Regions from separate parts of the Homo sapiens genome. Here region 2 is linked to region 1. The links are chromatin loops, found by intact Hi-C in ENCODE. Cell type or tissue: heart left ventricle. All regions are shown on one strand.

Region 1 (2,500 bases):
TTTGCATGCAACTGCATATATTCTAAGATGATCATTGTTTTTATTTATTTTACCCTGTTTTCCCCTAATCTTTCATCGCTCCCTTATTTGTGTCTTCATCTTTTTATAGTCGACAATGATTTGTACATGGTAGGAACTCAATAAATTAAAGCGACCTTAAGTTGCCTCATTAAAATTAAGAAAACATATGGTTTAAATTTTAAAAATTTTTTTACAGTTTAACATAGATTTAAAATTTTTTTAAGTTCCTGACAGTTGCTACTAAAGTAACTATTTCAGATTGATCTAATGTACATATTTTTTTCAAATGATCTAAAGTCTGATCATCGGATATCATGGAGTCTGGCAAGACGGCTTCTCCCAAGAGCATGCCGAAAGATGCACAGATGATGGCACAAATCCTGAAGGATATGGGGATTACAGAATATGAGCCAAGAGTTATAAATCAGATGTTGGAGTTTGCCTTCCGATATGTGACCACAATTCTAGATGATGCAAAAATTTATTCAAGCCATGCTAAGAAAGCTACTGTTGATGCAGATGATGTGCGATTGGCAATCCAGTGCCGCGCTGATCAGTCTTTTACCTCTCCTCCCCCAAGAGATTTTTTATTAGATATTGCAAGGCAAAGAAATCAAACCCCTTTGCCATTGATCAAGCCATATTCAGGTCCTAGGTTGCCACCTGATAGATACTGCTTAACAGCTCCAAACTATAGGCTGAAATCTTTACAGAAAAAGGCATCAACTTCTGCGGGAAGAATAACAGTCCCGCGGTTAAGTGTTGGTTCAGTTACTAGCAGACCAAGTACTCCCACACTAGGCACACCAACCCCACAGACCATGTCTGTTTCAACTAAAGTAGGGACTCCCATGTCCCTCACAGGTCAAAGGTTTACAGTACAGATGCCTACTTCTCAGTCTCCAGCTGTAAAAGCTTCAATTCCTGCAACCTCAGCAGTTCAGAATGTTCTGATTAATCCATCATTAATCGGGTCCAAAAACATTCTTATTACCACTAATATGATGTCATCACAAAATACTGCCAATGAATCATCAAATGCATTGAAAAGAAAACGTGAAGATGATGATGATGACGATGATGATGATGATGACTATGATAATCTGTAATCTAGCCTTGCTGAATGTAACATGTATACTTGGTCTTGAATTCATTGTACTGATATTAAACATGCATGCTGGATGTTTTCAAGTTGTGTTTTAGAAAACTAATAATAATGAGTAAACACAGTTACCATACTTTTCAATTGAAATGAAGGTTTTTCATCAGCCTTAAAAGTGTAAGAAAAATAAAGTTGTCATTCATTCGATTGTTGGTGCTTTGGCAGTTATGTTTTTAAAAGCAATTTTCTCCTTGTTGTCACCAAGAGGAGTAACAGTTGGCAGTTGCAGCAATTTGCAGTACTGCAGTCTATTTTTGACCACTAGAGTGTCACCTTAAACGTCTTCAGATACATAGATCATAGTATGATCTCTGGTGTGTACGTCACTCTTGTGATCTGTTCTCTCAGATTGCTGAAGTATAACCATGACTCCCCTTTGGAGAGACCAGTTGGTCAGGATTTTTATTCATAGTGAATTCTTAACCTGCTTTGATTATCTTCCTCAATTGCCCAACTTCCTAGGTCCCATTTTTCTGTCCTTTTGGTTATATTAAGGACCCTTAGTGTCTCCCAGTATGTCTCCACTTTTTAAAAAAAAATTTATAAGTGTCTCTTTTTGCAGGTTAATTTTGAGCATCTTTGTTTTTCATATTCCTGATACTATAAGCCAGTATCATGTTCATTTTTGATCCAGGGCTGATAATTAGGTTATAGTGTTTATATATATATATATTTTTTTTAATTTAAAATATTTTTTTGTCCAAAAGAACGTCAATTTATCAAGGTTATAGTTTCTAAAACCTAGATTTTTATTTGCTATCATACAACTACTCATTTTCCATTTCATTTTATTTTATTTCCTGAGACAGAATTTCATTTTGTTGCCCAGGCTGCAGTGCAGTGGCACAATCTCAGCTCACTGCAACCTCTATGTCCCAGGTTCCAGCTATCTTTGCACCTCAGCCTCCCAAGTAGCTGGAATTACAGGTGTGCACCACCACACCTGGCTAATTTTTATATTTTTAGTAGAGATGGGCTTTTGCCATGTTGTCCAGGCTGGTCTTGAACTCCTGGCCTCAAGTGATCTGCCCACCTCGGCCTCCCAGAGTGCTGGGATTACAGGTGTGAGCTACCTCACCTGGCCTTTCCTTTTTTTTTTTTCTTTTGAGACGGAGTCTCCCTCTGTCGCCCAGACTGGAGTGCAGTGGTGTAATCTCGGCTCACTGCAAGCTCTGCCTCCCAGGTTCACGCCATTGTCCTGCCTCAGCCTCCCAAGTAGCTGGGACTACAGGCACCTGCCACCACGCCCAGCTAATTTTCTGTATTTTTAGTAGAGACGGGGTTTCACCGTGTTAACCAGGTTGGTCTCGATCTCCT
Region 2 (2,500 bases), 320 kb after region 1:
TGAGGGAGGAGAATTGCTTGAACCTGGAAGGCGGAGGTTGCAGTGAGCTGAGATCGCGCCACTGCACTCCAGCCTGGGCAACAAGAGTGAAACCTCCGTTAAAAACAAACAAACAAAAAGGCCAGTCTTGCTTTCTGGGTGGACTAATGGCATTTAGCCAAAATGAAAAAAAAAATCATTAAGTTGAAAAACCCTGCGGGACAGGTTATGCCAAGAGGGTGAATTGGACAGCTTTACAGATGCCTCATGTTAGGAAATTTTCCTGGATTTGAGTCTTCAATGTGGGAGCAGAGTTACCTGAATATATGGAGTTGATGGAGACATTCCTTGATGAGAAGCAGAAATTCCCCAGGGACCTTGTAAATCTGAAGCAGATAAAGGGAAATGAAGAAACCAAGTTTTACAACTTTGATGAGTGGCAAAATTTGTCAATAAGAGCTAGATATTAAGTAATTAGCTTTTAGGAAGCAAAGTGTATTGGACTTGGCTATGATATGAAGGAATTCATTTAATAAATCAAAACGAAAACAAAAACAACAAAAACAAAGAAGCGAAGCATGAATCTCCTAATCAGCAGAAAAGGGAGGACAGCCGGAGACAATCGTATTCCTGATCGATACTGATGTAAACTTGTGCTGGAACAGTAAGTTCTTTGTTTTGTCTTGTTTTTATTTATTATTATTTTTTAAATCAAGGGAGATAACGCTTGTAGAGCCCCACACACTCAGAGCCCTGAGATAAAGGGTACACGCAATGGAGGCAGGGCATCCGGGATGTGAAGGGGGAGTTGTTTCGCGTTTGACTTACTTTGCTGTCCGAGAACGACAAATACATTGAAGTGCCACAACTTGGATAGGAATAAGACGGAAGGACAGAGAAGGATGACAAACTAAATCACACAAAGGCTCATGCGCCACAAGAACTATGAAACCTAGGTGTTCTGAATCTCTGGGTTTAGATTTCCGATTAAAAAAAATCAAACATTCTAGCTGTTACTTGTTATTAGACACTCGGTAGGGCACAGGAGAATCAAGTAAGGGCAGCCATTTGCTGAGTCTCATCTTATACCACAGCGCCACCTATTGGACGCTGATAAAAATACATCCGGAAGTACCTAAAACCTATTGAAGTCCTGTCTACACAATTTTGTAAGTAACTATAAATTCTAGAATCATAGGATTTCAGAGTGATGGGGCTTTAAAAGTCATTGGAGTCAAGTTTGTGTCCAACATTTGAATCACTTTTATAACATATTTGATTAGTGTTTAATTCTGCTCCAACATCTTCAGTGAATGAAAACACACCCTCACTAAGCAGCTCATTCTATTAATATGAATACTTTCACACACTATTACTTTTCACTCAGTGCTTCACCACTCCTTTCTGCAGCACCCGGACAGAACCTAGTGCTAGGTCTTTCCAGGGTTCTTGGGAGTGAATTGGTTTCACTTTCATTGGAATTCTTCTTTGCAGACCCATTGACGGTAGGCTCTGCTAAATCAGTTACTATGCACTTTCTGTGTTTCAAATTATTGCTCATATCTCCTGTCTTCTATTTCTCCTCTCTCATTCTTTTTTTTTTGAGTTTTACTTTTTGTCAAAAATTAATCTATTATCATTTTGATAGGTTTGGGAGGACAGAAGAAATAAAACAAGAAAGAAATAAACCCCACCATGTTTAATTAGGGGCCTAGTCATGTTTTTCTGATTCTGTTCTTTTTTTTTTGAGACGGAGTTTCCACTCTTGTTGCCCAGGCTGGAGTGCAATGGTGCAATCTCGGCTCACCACAACCTCCGCCTCCCGGGTTCAAGCGATTCTCCTGCCTCAGCCTCCCGAGTAGCCGGGATTAAAGGCATGCGCCACCATGCCCGGCTAATTTTTTTTTTTGTATTTTTAGTAGAGACGGGGTTTCTCCATGTTGGTCAGGCGGTCTTGAACTCCCGTCCTCAGGTGATCCGCCCACCTCGGCCTCTCAAAGTGCTGGGATTACAGGTGTGAGCCACCGCGCCTGGACCTGATTCTGTTCTTATGCACGAAAAAAATGTAAGCGTAGGGCTTTACATTTATTTCAGTTAAAATTTTTATTAAGTTTGGCTTATCGTTAGAGCCTTTGGATCTTCACTCTGCCATATTAAATATATTGGCTACCTTTCCCAGCAGTCAGAGAAGTGCATTAGCAAGCCAACTGTACACTCAACTATTTACTCAATGAACAGGACAAGTCTGCAAACAGAATTCCTTTACACTAGAAACTCTGGGCTGACATTGATTCATAATTAGCACCTATCTTTGTGATCATCTGGGCCACATTCTTCTGTCTTGTTCACAAGGTAAAAGTCTCTGTCAAATGCTGAGTTCAAATGGTGAAGCTGCGTATTGACAGCTTCTTCTGATTTGTCAGTCTGGCAGAGTTTGGATAAAAACAGAAGTCCTGTTAATTCATTAGTCATGACTTTCCCTATCTGAATCTTATGCACAATTAAATACTCCCCTTTCTTC

Evidence for each region. Peaks named below come from ENCODE experiments on the same cell type or tissue, not always from the same donor. Only the 100,000 strongest peaks of a DNase experiment are listed, where the experiment ranks them.
Region 2: it touches region 1 in a loop (3-fold over the local background); 18 of 110 quality-filtered maps call a loop at or near these places.

What each region holds. Positions count from the first base shown.
Region 1 is chr5:69,363,573-69,366,072 of GRCh38, reverse strand. The region is part of intron 2 of AK6 (adenylate kinase 6); the gene reads left to right. TAF9 (TATA-box binding protein associated factor 9) reads left to right here. Exons shown (of 3, transcript NM_003187.5): 3 at 319-1,330. The coding sequence starts at 336. The coding sequence ends at 1,130. Among named protein-coding and RNA genes, the nearest start is that of AK6, 4.7 kb to the left of the region's middle. In heart left ventricle, a CTCF peak has its summit at 1,436; no DNase peak of the experiment used is centred here.
Region 2 is chr5:69,041,586-69,044,085 of GRCh38, reverse strand. No RefSeq gene overlaps it. Among named protein-coding and RNA genes, the nearest start is that of LINC02198, 13 kb to the right of the region's middle. In heart left ventricle, a CTCF peak has its summit at 1,088 (motif pointing left); no DNase peak of the experiment used is centred here; H3K4me3 peaks cover 803 bases; H3K27ac peaks cover 561 bases.